2 separate regions of the Homo sapiens genome follow, and region 1 is linked to region 2. Evidence: chromatin loops called from intact Hi-C (ENCODE). Cell type or tissue: OCI-LY7. All regions are shown on one strand.

Evidence for each region. Hi-C counts contacts between places; a loop is a spot of excess contacts. Peaks named below come from ENCODE experiments on the same cell type or tissue, not always from the same donor. Only the 100,000 strongest peaks of a DNase experiment are listed, where the experiment ranks them.
Region 1: it touches region 2 in a loop (2.1-fold over the local background); 5 of 110 quality-filtered maps call a loop at or near these places.

Annotation. Positions count from the first base shown.
Region 1 is chr18:13,331,116-13,339,115 of GRCh38, reverse strand. All of the region lies in intron 2 of LDLRAD4 (low density lipoprotein receptor class A domain containing 4), which reads right to left. Among named protein-coding and RNA genes, the nearest start is that of LDLRAD4-AS1, 92 kb to the left of the region's middle. In OCI-LY7, no CTCF peak of the experiment used is centred here; no DNase peak of the experiment used is centred here.
Region 2 is chr18:13,200,020-13,208,019 of GRCh38, reverse strand. LOC124904255 (a long non-coding RNA gene) reads left to right here. Exons shown (of 2, transcript XR_007066300.1): 2 at 2,651-4,249. Among named protein-coding and RNA genes, the nearest start is that of LDLRAD4, 15 kb to the left of the region's middle. In OCI-LY7, no CTCF peak of the experiment used is centred here; no DNase peak of the experiment used is centred here.

The sequences.
Region 1 (8,000 bases), 130 kb before region 2:
CCTCAAGCTGCAATGGAAAGTAGTCCCTAAAATGTGGAAAATAAAACTATCAGATGCCTCCTTTTTCCCTACAAAAATATGTGGCCACTTTGCTCAAATTCCATGTCACAGATATAAATTAAGCATAAACAAAAATACATAACATTTTATAAATTTTTAAAAAGAAGTTGTCTTTTCCCTCCTTCCAACCCTAAGCAAAAAAATAACAGCTCCCCTGGACTCACCGTTGTCTTCTTTAGAGGAAACAACCAGTGGAAAGCATCATTTTAAAACAGCATCATCTTCTCCCTCTCTTCTGCACCCTGAGTCTCTCACAAATCTACCCAGCTAAACACAAACAAAAAAACACACGAGCCAGAATGTGTAAACAGGACTCATATGTTCAAACAATTAAGTATGATCCTCCAATGACCTTAAGTGTCAAGAAGTAAGCCTTATTTTTTCATACAGAGGGCCACCACCAGTGATTTTTAGAAACTGAACTGTGTTCTTCACAGAAATGCAAAGACAGAGGATGGGGCACAGTTCAATTCTATTTTCACCAGAACCTTATCTTTACAGAGTAAACATATGTGTGATAGTAACCTTTACACTCTCAGAAACATTCACAAACAAATCCACCAACGCTACACTGAAGAAGGGCACAGCAGTGGTCAGAGCTGAGGATCCTCTGTCAAGAGTCAACAACAGCAGGAACTGTTTTCGGATCTCTCTGTTTCAGGAAGCTCAGCCACTAGCAACTTGGGAACCTGGATAGAAAAGATACCTGATTTTACCCACTCATCCCTGACCTCCAGAGAACAGTGCTACTGGAGGACCCCTTAAACAAAACAGGGGAGAACATATAGCAATGGGTGCAATTCTGAAAAAGAAAAATCAAGGGAGAATAGAAAGGAAACATGGTGGATGATATGAAGCACGAGTTGCATTCAGAGAAGTTGTGAGCAAGGCAGCAGATGAGAATAGAGAGCGTGTCTACCTATATACATTTCTCCCTTCGGGGTCACAGCAGTAAGGAGAAGGGAAAGAGAAGGGAAAAGGGGTAACTTGAAGCTGTAGGTGACCATAAAGTTCTTAACTGAAGGCACAAAAATTTTCTGTAACCATAACTTGCTACTCAAATACATCTACCTCTATAACAAATACCCAGTAAGACTAAAGTTGCTTTGACTCCATAACTGCTTTCCACTGTGACTGTATCTCCAACACTGAAGAAACCATGGTATAGTGAAAGAGCATGAGCTTTTCTTTTTTTTAGAGATGGCCTCGTGCTGTCACCCAGACTGGAGAGCAGTGGCACAATCGTAGCTAACTGCAGCCTCAAACTCTTGCCTCAGGTCCACCACACTTGGCTAACTCTTTTTTTTTTTTTTTTACTTTTTGTAAAGACAAGGTTTTGCTATGTTGACCAGGCTGGTCTTGAACTCCTTGGCTTCAAGCGACCGTACCACCTTGGCCTCCCAAGTTGCTGATATTACAGGTGTGAGCCACTGCCCCCCGCCGACTTTTAAACTGAATGTTGAAAATCATTCTGCTCTTTGCTGGGTAACACTGATCAAGTTGCTTAACCTTTGTGAAACCACTTTCCTTATCTGTAACAAAATGGACAAACAGAACTTTTTCCTTTCCTCTCGATATCAAACAAAAGCAAAAAGACAATGAAAAAAGTTTCGTGGAATTTTTGAACTCCATTTTCCATGGAACTAGGAGACAGGTATAATCTCCAGAATTCCAAGTACCTGTAAGGTCTGCCAGAGGCAGCTGAGATTGGGCAGAAACTGCAAAGAGCACAGAGAAATGAAAGATCCCAAGCACCATCAGCAAAAGCATGCTTGAAGGTGAAGAACACACCCTGAAAGACACGGCTGTAGTCCATGATTGCAAGTATGAGTGCGCGAATGGGACTGAAGCCCTCCAGGACTTATATCATTTCGAAGAATCAGAGGCAAGACCATTTAAAAAATCTCAGAGATGGATTACATTTGTAGGAAAACAGCCCTCTCTCTAGTGCATCAGAGATGGAGAGAGGCTCTGGGTTGTAAAGCCTGGAAAGCCATCCTGGAAGCTTCTCCATATCACAGTATCTCTTGAATAAAGCTGGTCTTGGAAAACCCAGCTCACTCAATGATGAGTAATAAAAAGGGAATTGGAAAAGCAATAAAAAGTTATTCTATAAAAAAAGTGAAAGAAAGCCATAAAACTTACTAATAGACGAATACTCCCTAGAATGTTGCTAGTGAGTAGATGAAAGCTGTGACCAAAATTTTGTCATTGTTTAAAACTTAATGAGGCAATCGCCTTGAAAGAGAGAGAGGGGGAGGAAGACAGAAGAGAGGGAGGGATGCACCACAGAGCACAAATATAAGAACTCAAGGAAAAAATAGTGAGAAAAAAAGAAAAGGTAGAATATGAACTAGAAGAGATCAGAAAAGAAATACTTAGGGGAAAAAAGTCACAGAAATGAAGATGAATTTCAAATGAGCATAAGACAGAATAGGTATTGCAGAATCCAAAGAAAGGGGTAGAGGAATGGATTAGAAAAGCCTAGAAATTGAAACTTAGGTAAAAGAAAAGGAAAAAGGATGGGGGAAAATGATAGGTTTGGATGAATGACAAATGAGAGTCAACAGATGCATAAAAAGAATTCCTACAAAATAAAAACAAGCAATAGAATGAAACAAATATTTAAAGGTATTATTCAAGAAAAATGTCCTAAATACAAGGAGATTTAAATCTACATCCTGAAAAGGCACCCAGGCCATTCCAAAATGGACCCAGAACAGTCAACAACCAGGAATATTCTAGTAAAATTGGACTTAATAAATCTGACTTTAAAGATAAAGAACAACTCTCTGGGCTATGTTTATGGTTTGGATATTTAACCCCTCCGAGCCTCATGCTGACATTTGATTCGGGTTGGAATCTCATGAATAGATTAATGCCCTCCCTAGTGAGTGAGTTCTCACTCTGTTAGCTGCCTGGGAGCCGGCTGTTAAAAGAGTCAGGCACCTCCCTGCACTCTCTTGCTTCCTCTCTCACCGTGTGATCTCCGCACACGCCAGCTCCACTATGCTTTTCAGCCATGAGTGGAAGCTTTCTGGGGCCCTCACCAGAAGCAGATGCTGACACCATGCTTCTTGTACAGCCTGTAGAACTGTAAGCCAAATAAACCTCTTTGTAAATTACCCAGCCTCAGGTAGTACTTTATAGTAACACTACACAGACTAAGTAATTAGGCAAAAAGAAAAAGAAATCAAGTCATCTATAAGAAGGAAATGCATTAAACTAGCCACGTATTTCTTCACAGTAATACTCTATGCCACAAATCCATATGTTACTGCTTCAAGATACTTAAAATACTTAAGCAAATAAAGTATAAGCCAAGAATTTATACCCAGCCAGGCATTCCTTCAAGCAAAAAGACCACTGACTAACAGTTTTGAACACACAGGCATTCCGGAATTCCTGACCCAATGAATCCAAGAGACAATCAGGAAAATAAAAGCAAAAGAACTGGCAATTGAATTCATTTAACTATAGAACTAAGATTAAAACAAATGTGATGATTAAAGTGGTCAACCAAATCTAAATGTAATAACTAGTGACAATGTAAAAATCATACAACCAGCAAAAATTGTAGTGTTGGGGGAGAGTAGTAAAAGATGGTGGGAGACAGGGTAATGTCACTGACTGCCTTATCCCTAGTGGCTGAGAATCAACAGGTATCATTCAAATGTGATGAAAAAAGTAATATACATATGAAGATATCTAACAGTATGACAGTAAATACTAATAAACTGACTAATAACAAGTAAGGGCGTGTAGTGAGGGGATAGGAAGGAAGAGAACATGTGCTCGACACCAATGCTCATGGTAGAAGCTTCCCTCTAACGAACCAGAGGAGTGAAGACATTCCCTAAAGTTATAATCAAAAAGGTTACTATTAGGAAAAATACAAATATCAAAAACATCAACTTACCAACTTAAAATAGGCCCAATAAGAAACCACTTTAAAAACTATAAAAACAGAAAACATGACAGAACTCAGACAAAACATGAAAGCATAATAAGTCACATAATGAAAAAGACTTGAAAACTATAAGACAGAAAATATAAAATGTGACATAACTTAGATAAAACATAATTGTCATATCAATAATGTAAATGAGCTAAGTTTATCAATTAAAAACTTTTCAGATAAAGCTATGACATAAAATTCAACCCATTCTCAGAAAAGAAATCGTTGAGGGGAACTTCCTCAACTTGATAAACAACATCTACAAAAAACCAGCTAATATCATACTTAATGATGAGAAACTAGAAACTTTCCTGCTAAGATCAGAAACAAGGCAAGGACATCCTTCTCACCACTAGTTTTCAAGATTGTACTATAAGCCCTAGCAAGTGCAATAAGACAAGAAAAGGAAAGGAAATAAAAGGCACACTGATTGGGAAAGAAGAAATAAAACTGTCTTTGTGTACAGATACCAAGAAAATCCAGAAGAATCAATAAAATTCTGAAACTAATAAGCAACTATAGCAAGATTCTAGGATACAAAGTTAATATATAAAGGTTAATTGAGGCCGGGTGCAGTGGCTCATGCCTGTAATCCTAGCATTTTGGGAGGCCAAGGCAGGCAGATCATGAGGTCAGATCAAGCTCATCCTGGCTAACACAGTGAAACCCTGTCTCTACTAAAAATACAAAAAATTAGCCAGGCGTGCTGGCACATGCCTGTAGTCCCAGCTACTCGGGAGGCTAAGGCAGGAAAATCTCTTGAACCCAGGAGGTGGAGGTTGTGGTGAGCCAAGATTGCACCATTGCACTCCAGCCTGGGCAACAAGTGTGAAATTTCATCTCAAAAAAAAAAGAAATAAAAAAGGTAATTGCTTTCCTATAGACCAGCGAAGAACAAATGAAATATGAAATTTAAAATATAATACCATTCAAATTATCACTCCCAAAAGAAAATACTTAAACATAAATCTAACAAAATATATACAACATCTATATGGAGAAAACTATAAAACTCTGATGAAAGAAATAAAAGAGGAACTACATAAATGGACAGATGGTCCATGTCCATGGATAGGAATACTCAATATTGTCAACATGTCAGTTCTTCCCAGCTTCATCAATAGATTCAATGCAATTGCAATCAAAATCCCAGCAAGTTATTTTGTGGGAATCAACAAACTGATTCTAAAATTTACAAGGAGGGGCAAAACACTCACAGTAGCCAACACAATATTGAAGAAGAACAAATTCAATGTGCTAGCACTACCTGACTTTAAGACTTATTATAAATCTACAGTAATGGAGACAGTGTGGTATTGATGAAAAATAGACAAATAGAACAAGAGAACATAATAGAAATTCCAGAAAGAGACTGATATAAAAATAGTCAATTGATCTTTGACAAAGGAGCAAAGGCAATAAAATGGAGCAGACAGTATTTTCAACAAATCGTGCTGGAACTACTAGGTATGCTCATGCAAAAATAAATAAACCTAGACACATACCTTACACCCTTCACAAAAATTAACTCTAAACAGATCATAGAACTCAATGTAAAACACAAACTATAAAACTCCCAGAAAATAACATAGGAGATGATCTGCGGAATGGCAACAATTTCTTAGATTCAACACTAAAGGCATGATCCATAAAAGAAATAATTGATAACCTAGACTTCATTAAAATTAAAGACTTCTGCTATGTGAAAGACAATGCCAAGAGAATGAGAACACAAGCCACATACTGGGAAAAAATATTTTCAAAAGACACATCTGTTAAAAGACTGTTATCCAAAACATACAAAGAATTCTTAAAACTCAAAAATAAGAAAACAAACAACCCAATTTAAAAATAGGACAAAGACTTTAACAGATAGTCTCTCAAAGATATAGAGATGGCCAATAAGCATATGAAAAGATGCTTCACATTACAGGTCATCAGGAAAATGAAAATTAAAAACACAATGAAATACCACTACGCACCTATTAGAATGGCCGAAATCCAGAACACTGACAATACCAAAAGCTGGCAAGGATGTAGGGCAACAGAACTCTCATTTATTGATGGTGGGAATGCAACATGGTACCATCACTTCAGAAGACAGTTTGACAGATTCTTAAAAAAACTAAACATACTCTTAGCATATGATCCAGCAATTGCGCTCGTTGGTATTTACTAAAAAAAAGTTAAAAACTTACAACCATGCAAAAACCTACTTACGGACACTTATAGCAGCTTTATTCATATTTGCCAAAACCTGGAAGTAACTACCATGTCTTTCAGTAGAAGAGTGGATAAACAAACCATGGTACATCCAGATAATGAAATGTTATTCACCACCAAAAAAAAAAAACAAAAAAAATGAGCTATCAAGCCACAAAAAGGCATAGGAGAACATGAAACGCATATTACTAAATGAAGAAGCTACTCTGAAAGGCTACGTACTCTATGATTCCAACCATATGACATTCTGGAAAAGGCAAAACTATGGAGACAGTGAGAATCAGTGGTTGCCACAGGTTGAGGGGAGGGAGAGATGAACAGGTGAGGCACAGAGGATTTTTAGGGCAGTAAGCTACTGTATATGATACTCTGATGGTGAACACATCATTAAACATTTGTCCAAACTCACAGAATGTACAACACCAAGAGTGAACTCCACCATAAACTATGAACTTTCAGTGATGATGTTTCAGTATGGGCTCATTAATTGTAACAAATGTACCACTGTGGTGTGGGATGTTGATGGCGGAGGAGGCTGGTTATGCAAAGGTGAGAGGTATATGAGAAAATTTTTGTAGTGTCTGCTCAGTTTGGCTGTGAACTTAAAACTGCTCTAAAAAATACTTTTAAAAAATTCAACCCAAAAAAGAATGTTTTGTGTTTTGCTCACCTTGCTACAAATAAATTTTAAATTCTGAATAAAATGAAGTTTCTAAGAACGTATAATTTACCAAAACTTGTTGTACCAAGCTATTTGAACTCAATTCCACAGGAAGAAATAGAGAAGATTATCAAAGGCTACCCACCCCCTGCAAAGAGCGCTAAGACAGTTTCTCTGGAGAAGTCAACTACCACTTACAATTCTAAAGCCATCTGGCAGGTGCCATGGCACACACCTGAAGTCCCAGCTACTTGGGAGGCTGAGGCAGGAAGATCACTTGAGCCCAGGAGTTCAAGACCAGTCTGGGCAAGAGAGCAAGATCTTGGCTCTAAATAAAAATTATTTTAATAAAAGAAAATTCCGAAGATACTTATACTTCTCTAGAAAAGAGAAACAGAGAAACCTCCAAGTTGTTACAAGAAGTACAAATGACACTGATATTAAAGCCTAACAGAGCAAACAAAAAGTATACTGTTCATGGTTATAGTCAGTAGAAAAATCATAAAGCATTGCAAGATTAATCCAACATTAAGGGCAAAACATAATCAAGTGCAGTTTATTTAGGAAATGAAAACATAGTTCAACATTAGAAATTTATTATCAAAATTAGTTACACTGATCATGTTTAATAAACACCAGATGCAAAACTCGGAAGAAAACATGAATACTTCCATCACCACCGTATTTTAACGCTGCACTGGAGGTACTAATTAATGTGGTCAGATAACAGTTACAGAAAGAAACTGGAGGGCTTATTTTCTCTTTTTTCTTTTTCTTTCTTTTTCTTTTAACATCATGGTGTGGAAAAATACTCAAACTTTTCCTCTGCTCTCACAACACAACAATCAACACAGAAGTCTTCTGAGAGCAAATGTGGGGAGGGGGCTTCCCCACACACCAACCAAGCAAGTAGTTCTGCATGGACACCCCCTGGGTGAACTGTCCTCCAATTCAACTCAGTTCTGACACTCCCTACCTGGAGACAGCATCAGATCACACAGGTTGTTGGCTCAGTCCCCAAGACTACCCTCAACTTGTGACCTGTCCTTCTGGCTGACAAGCTATAAATCGGGATTCCCACATCCCCCTTCTTGGGTT
Region 2 (8,000 bases):
TGCTGAGTTACAGGAGTTTATTCCCGCACTGAGCTGAGACCTGGGTTCAGCAGGTGGCCTCCTGCAGCCCAGGTTCAGCTGTCCTGTGCATGCAGAGCTGCCAGCGTCCTCTGCAGAAGATCACTATTTGAAGCAGCTCTCTCCCACGCTTTCCTTCTCCAAGCAGACAGCCGTGGTACTTCCAACCATTTTTCATGTGCTGTATTCTTGAGTCCTCTGTCATTCCTCTGGACACTTCCAGTTGACCCTGGAGGGTGGTGGCCAACAGTAAGTACAATGCCACATGTGGTTTTTTTCTAGTTAGACCAGGTTGGTCACCTCCCTGCCAGGGCAGATGGGGCAGTACAAACTAATATTGCAAGAGTTCATTTTAGCCACCTATCGCAAATTGCCTACAACTTCATATCTAAAACCCCGAAGTTCTGTTTCAACAAGATTCTTTGAAATGCAAGTGGTGAGACACAACTCAGATCGACACTGGAAAGGGAGTATCTTGGCTCACTTTATCTGTGAAGTTCAAGGGGTGGATGTGGCTTTAGGCAGGTCTGAAGCCCGTTTCGAATGAAGGTTTTTGTGGCTTTGTCTGTCTCTCTCTCCATTCCCGCTCTGCTGCCTCAGTTGAGTCTGATTCTCAGCTAGGGCCTCTCCATAGGGCAGCAGTGGCCCCAGGTGCTCCAGTCTCCCATCCTGTCTAGTGGCCCCAATGAAAAAGTGTGTCTTTCCCAAGAAGGCTGGCAGAAAGGTCCTGGGAGAACACTGGTCTGGGTCAATCCCACATTCCCCTGAGATCCCAACACCAAAGCAAAAACACAAGTGGGCTAATGGATTAGGGCCAAGTCTGGGTCTTCTGCATGTGTCTTTGGCCTCACCTTGCACAGTCTCCTGGGTTCAGTAGACTGCTTTACTCAAGGGACAGGGAAGCTTTAAGAAGCTGAAGCCAGTGTGCCTTCTGGCAACTGGCTGGCCCTGAAATACAGCTGTGTCCTTTAATAAAAGAAAGGTCTTTTTTTTTAAATCTGGGGGCAGGACTTCTCTGATGCAAACCATTTCAAAACCGTCCTATGTCCACTACACTTTGATAGTAGGGGTAGCATGATGCTATTTGGAAAATTATATAAAAGCAAGGAGAAAAAGGCCCTGTAGGTGTCCGGGGTATTGATGTCCAGCTGCCCAGGAATTCCAGGAGCTTCTAGAAAGATGTTTCCTGAGGATTTGTTGTAGTCAATGTATAAAGACATTAAAAATCAGAGTAAATCATTGGTTCACAGGCATGAGTAGACACATGACCTACATAAAAATTAAACAAACATATAAAACATCACAGGTATGGACGACACATCAGTCCCCGCATGCCATGAAGCCAGGGTTTTCCAGCAACTGGGGACTTGCCTACAGCAGAAAATCCCCGAGAGAGTCCTCCTCAATTAGGAGGGCGGAGGAGGAGAGAGGCTAAGAAAAGCGTCACAGGCCCAGAGATTAAATCCTTCCCATAGACCACAAAAGAGAGGCCAATTACAGGAAAATTTCATCTTAATGGCCGCTCTGATTGAATATTATCACTGCTGACTGTGAGTAACTCAGTATGTGTGAGTTAAGCCCTCTGCTTCACAGAAGAGAATACCCTCTGCCAATGAGCTGTGGCTTCAGGCTGTGTGATCTGTGCAAATGTATTGTAATTAATTGAGCTTTAAAAATTGACTTTGAAGGTCTCAAGGTCTTGGAAATGGCTGTTGGCTTGGAAAAAGGCATCTTCTGAGAAGGTGATCGAAGGTACTTAACTGACACGAAGCATCTCTAAATTTATTTATTTGGAGGGGGTAATTTTATTTAAAAAAAAATCTTTGTGTTCAAAATGGATAAAATTTACAATTTTAAAACATATTTTAGTATTAGAACAAAATAAAGAGCGGCTTAGTAAAGTTGGAGTTGAATGAGAACATCGGTGTGAGTTCACACACTTTAAAAGGGTTTCCGATTCTGTCACCGGAGCATGGACAGCCCCTGCTTCCCTCATTACATGTGTGTAGCCTGGACTCAGAGGGAAGCCCAAGGCCTTCAGAGAGAGAGCCCTGGATTTCAGCCTCTAATGCTCCTCTCCACAAACAGTGGCCAGAAATCCTTGGAAAGTCGCTGCTTCCATGGTGAAAACGGCGAAAATCAAGATGGGCGCAGCACATCTTGTGGTTGCCAGAGAATGTTTTTCAAAATATGTGAGATCTTGCTAAATAAAACAAAGAACCCCCACTAGCCAAAGTGATGTTTTGCATATCAAAAATAAAGTGCCCATCACAGTCCAGTGGAGCACATGAAGCCTTGAAGAGGTCCCAGTAACCCTACGAGAAAGGAGTCAGTCTCAGCTAAACCCAAGGGAACAATCTCAAATGATATGCAGAAACAAAGATATCACTAGAGTAAGCTGAAAAAATCAGTGTTCATGTCCTTTGTTCATTTTAAGACAAAATGTATTTTTTAAGACATTGGCAATGTAGAGATGAAGCGATCCAAACACTAGGGGAAGCATAAGTGTAGAAAATATTAGCTAAGTGAACCCTCATGAACAATTGCTCTTACCATGTGACCCAGCACTCATGCTCCATGGCGTTTGCCCGGAGCATGTGGATGCTTATAGCAGCTTTTTTCATAATTGCAGAAACTTGGAAGCAACCCAGATGTCTTCAGTAGGTGAATGGATAAATAAACTGTGGTGCATCCCAATATTGGAATATGATTCAGCACTAAAAAGAAATGAGCTATCAAGCCATGAAAAGATATGGAGGAAATTTAAATGCACATTATTTAAGTTAAGGAAGACAATCTGAAAAGGCTACACCCTGTATGAGTCCAACTCTATGACACCCTGGAAAAGGCAAAACTACGGAGACAATAAAAAGATCAGGGGTTGCCAAGGGTTGGATGTTGGGGAGGGATGAATAGATAGAACATAGAGGATTCTTCAGACAGTGAAACTACTCTGTCTGATACTATAATGGTGGATACACAGTATTATACAATCATCCAAACCCGTAGAATGTACAACACCAAGACTGAACCTCCAACTCCTGGGCTCAAGTGATCCTCTGCCTCAGCCTCCCGAGTAGCTGAAACTATTGGTGCACACGACCACATCTGGCCAATTTTTAAAAAATTACTATAGAGGCAGGATCTCACTATGTTGCCCAGGATAGTCTCAAACTCCTGGCCTCAAGCCATCCTCCTGCCTCAACCTTCAAAAGTGCTGGGATTGCCACCACCCAGGCTCGCCCCTGGTCCTTAGTTGGCAATAAAGTATCACTCTTGGCTCATCAGTTGCAACATCAGCATATCACAGTAATGCAAGAGGTTTACAGTGCAGGACATAGGGACTTGGTGAGGGGACATGAGAATCCTCTGCACATTCTGTTCAATTTGTCTCAAAATAAAATATATTCATTAAAATAAAACTACTAATTTCTTATCAACTCATCTCATAAAATGGACTGATGGGAGACTAAGTCAGTATCCTATTAGCAGACACAACCAGAAATTAAGAGTGGTCCCATGTCAAAGAGGTTTGCCCAAGCATTGCAGATACAGGACTGAACAGACTGCCATCCTGGCCGTCTCGAATGTCAATGTTAGTAATAGTTATTTTATTATGATGTTGAACTCATCATTTATAATGCCATATTTGTTGCTTCAGTTATCACATTTAACCTGTCACAAGCTTAAAAATACATATTCTTTAAAAAGATAGTTTGTGGATCAAGAACTCCCAGTTAAGCCTACTAGATGAGCTGTGTGTGTTTGTTGCTCTCCCTTCAAAAAAACTGCTAAAATAATAATTGAAAAGATACAAACCCACTTGTCGAAGGGAGAAGAGACCAACGGCAGACATAAGATTCCAGACGATTTTTGGAGAGTGGAAAGAGCACGCAGTTGACTTAGAAAAGCATCCCGGGCCGGGCATGGTGGCTCACGCCAGTAATCCCAGCACTTTGGGAGGCCAAGGCAGGAGGACTGCTTGAGGTCAGGAGTTCGAAACCAGCCTGGCCAACATGGCAAAACCCCATCTCTACTAAAAATACAAAAAAAAAAAAAAAATTAGCTGGGCATGGTGGCAGGTGGCAGGTGCCTATAATCCCAGCTACTCGGGAGGCTGAGGCAGGAGAATTGCTTGAGCCTGGGAGGTGGACGTTGCAGTGAGCCGAGGTCGTGCCACTGCACTCCAGCCTGGGTGACAGAGTGCGACTCCATCTCTAAAAAAGAAAAAGAAAAGAAAAGCACCATGGAGGTGGATAATATTTAGATCATGGTGTGAGTTGACCCTCCCTGCAAACCCCTGAGAGGCAGCTGGAATGAGGAGATGTGAGATGGGGCAGGAGCTACTCAGAGAGTGATGTGGCCACTGGGCCCCTTCCCCGTGAGCAGCCAAGAGACCTCCCCCCCACCACGTTCTCTCTCTCTCTCTGGAGACCAAGGGTCATCTTCCAGAGATGCAGCTTCCCAGAGGCTCTAGATCAGGGCACCAAATGAAGCAGTACTAAGGTGGGAAGACAAAGCACCTGACCGTGGGGCCTTCTGCCCTGCTCTCAATCAGCTCTTCAGCAAATATGTATCGAGTGCAACTTTGTACCAGGTACTCTTTCAGGGGATTTGATGGTGAACCAAACAGGCAGAGTCTCTGATCTCATGGAGCCTGCATCCCAGTAAGGCAGACAGGTAATATTAAAAGTGCTGGTATCCCTGGAAGAAATGAAAGTAGACGCTGGGACAGAGAGTGCAGGGCCATCTACTGTAGGTAGGAAGTCAGGGAGGCATCTTGGAGGAGGTGAATTGGAAGCAGAGACTTGCATGGGGAGGAGGAGAACTTCCAAGATATGGGGACAAGAATTCTGGCCATCAAAGGCCACGAGACAGGTGCACGCTGGGCTTGCTCAAGTAGCAGGGAGGAGGCTCGCTGGTGCCAGGCACGCAGTGATCCAGAGGAAAGTAGGAAATGAGCAAGGAGAGGCTGATGGGCCCCGGGTCCTGCAGGGTTTGAAGATGATGATGAGAACTTGAGACTGGATTCCAAAGGAGATGGGAAGTCACTGGGCGTGTGAACACTCAACGTCCTTTCTAAAAGCATCATTTTGGGAGGAGGGGGATGGTGTGGAAGCAGCCAGACTGGTCAGGAGGCTGCCGCAGAGCACCAGCCTCACCACTGGCAGAGCATTGCGCGTCACCACCCATGCCCGGCAGGAGGGAGGCGCAGTCTCCTTGGGCACTGATGAGTGGCCTTGGGGAAAGGAGCTCCACCCACCTGGCATCAGTTGAAAGGTGACAGAGCCCTGATCACTGCACAGTGCAGCCACCAGTATGCTGGACAGCAAAGACCAACACAAAAAACTTCCAAGTTTAAGCTTCTTCTTGAATTTTTAATGTTCAATTATGAAGCAGTTCAAACGTGCAAGTAAAAGAATACTATGACATCTATATCCTCAGCAAGATAAATCAGAAACTGATATTTCACTTTATTTGCTTCACATCTTTTTGTTTAAAAAAAAAGGAATGAGGGAACTAATAAGGAAAAGTACAGCTGTAGCTTAAGTCCTTCTTTCTCTCCCTTTCCTCCCAGGTCAACATTACTGTGAAATTTGTGTGCATTATACCCATTTTGTGCTTTTATTACATATTATTACATCTATAAACAATCTACATGATTGCTTTGTGTCCTCAAAATTACTTAAATGATATTATACAGTGTGTATCTTTCGCATCTTGCTTTATTCACTCAATATAATATATTTGAGGCCGGGCGCAGTGGCTCATGCCTGTAATCCCAGTACTTTGGGAGGCTGAGGTGAGCAGATCACCTGAGGTCAGGAGTTTGAGACCAGCCTAGCCAACATGGTGAAACCCTGTCTCTACTAAAAATACAAAAATTAGCTAGGTGTGGTGGTATGCTCCTGTAATCCCAGCTAATCGGGAGGCTGAGACAGGAGAATCACTTGAACCTGGGAGGCAGAGGTTGCAGTGAGCTGAGGTTGCACCTCTGCATTCCAGCCTGGGTGACAAGAGCAAAACTCCATCTCATAAAATGAAATAAACTCTATATATATATCTCATATGAGGGATGACTTATTTTAGCTGTTGAAGAGAGTGGCATTAAATGAACCAATCTCACTTTTTAGACATTCTCCTACTGTAATAACAGCAACATCAAACACTCATATAGCATTTGCAGTATGCCAGGTACTATCTAAGCACTTTATCTGCATTAAGTAAAGTCCACAAAATGAGCCTGTGATATATGATCTATTATGATAACCCTTTTAGAGATGAGAAAACCAGCTACAGAGAAGTTAAATACCTTGCTTCAGGTCACACAGCTGGTAAATGGCTGAGCTGGAATTTGAATCAAAAAAGTTTGGCTTCAGAATTGCTTTTTTAATCACGTACTGTGCTGTAAAAGAAGTTATTTCCAATATTTCACCATTATACAGAGTGCTGTAGTAAACATCCTTGTGCACATCTTCTTGTGTAAATACGGCAGTCTCTCTAAGGCAGACAGCCCAAAGTGGAACTGCTGGGTTATAGGATATGTGCATGCTTGGTGTGGTTGGCTGAGTAATGGCCCCCAAAGATGTCCATGTGGTAATCCCTGCAACTTGCTAATATGCTATTTTAGATGGGGAAAGGGACCCTGCAGGTGCGATTAAATTAAGGATTTGGGGGTGAGGGGGTTATGCTGGATTATTTGGGTGGGCACAATGTAATCACAAGAGTCCTTATAGGAGGGAAGCAAGAGGGTCAGAGTCACAGGAGATGTGATGTTGGAAAGAGAGGCAAAATGGGGAGAGGGAAAGACAGAGAGGAATTTGAAGATGCTGCATTGCTGGCTTTGAAAATGGAGGAAGGGGCTATGAGCCAAGGAATACAGGAAGCTTTTAGCAGCTGGAAAAGGAAAGAAGGTAGATTCTCCCCTATAACAACCGGAAGGAACTCAGCCGTGCTCACTTATCTTGGACTTTTGACCTCCAAAATGTAAGACAATAAATGTGTGTTGTTTTAAGCCATCAAGTTTGTGGTAGCTTGTTACAGCAATAATAGCATACTGATACCTCCGAAGTATGCAACAAGTAGCTGGGCAGTGGGGTGGACGTGCAGGATGTATGGAGGTGATTCATCCTCATGCAATGCCTGATGAGATGAATTTAAAGAAGCAGTAGGTGTCATCTCCACTAAAAATACAAAAATTAGCCAGGCATGGTGGCTTTTGCCTGTGGTCCCAGCTACTTCAGAGGCTGAGGCAGGAGAATCACTTGAACCTGGGAGGAAGAGGCTGCAGTGAGCCAAGATTGCACTACTGCACTCCAGCCTGGGCGATAGAGTGAGATTCTGTAAAAAAAAAAAAAAAAAAAGAATTACTCTGGATGCTAAGTAAAGAACAGACTTGAGGGCAGGACATAAAAGATGAAGAAGAGTGTCCAAGTACACCCAAACCTGTGCCTCCTGAGAAGCAATGTGAGAGGTTTGACACTTTTTGGAGAAATTGACATCACTGAAGTAATGAAGTAATCCAGCTACTCACTAAAAAAAAAAACCAGCAAATAACAACAACAAGCCCCAGAGAGAGATGACCAGTATCCAGAGTTGCTGCAGTATTTTATCTAAAATGTACAATTTTAACAAAACTCTAAAACATCCAATTTTAACAAAAAGTTAGGAAGCATGCAAGGAAAAGGAAAGCATGACTCAGAGACCAAAAAAAAAGCAGGCAACAGAAATTGTCTTTTAAAAAACTAAAAGAAGCCTGGCACAATGGCTCACACTTGTAATCTCAACATGTTGGGTGGCTGAGGTGGGAGGAGGTCAGGAATTGAAGATCATCCTGGACAACATAGTGTGATCCTGTCCCTACAAAAATGAAAATATCAGCTGGGCACAGTGGTGCACACCTATAGTCCCAGCTAATCTGGAATCTGAGGTGGGAGTATCACTTGAGTATCACAGGAGTTCAAGGCTGCAATGAGCTATGA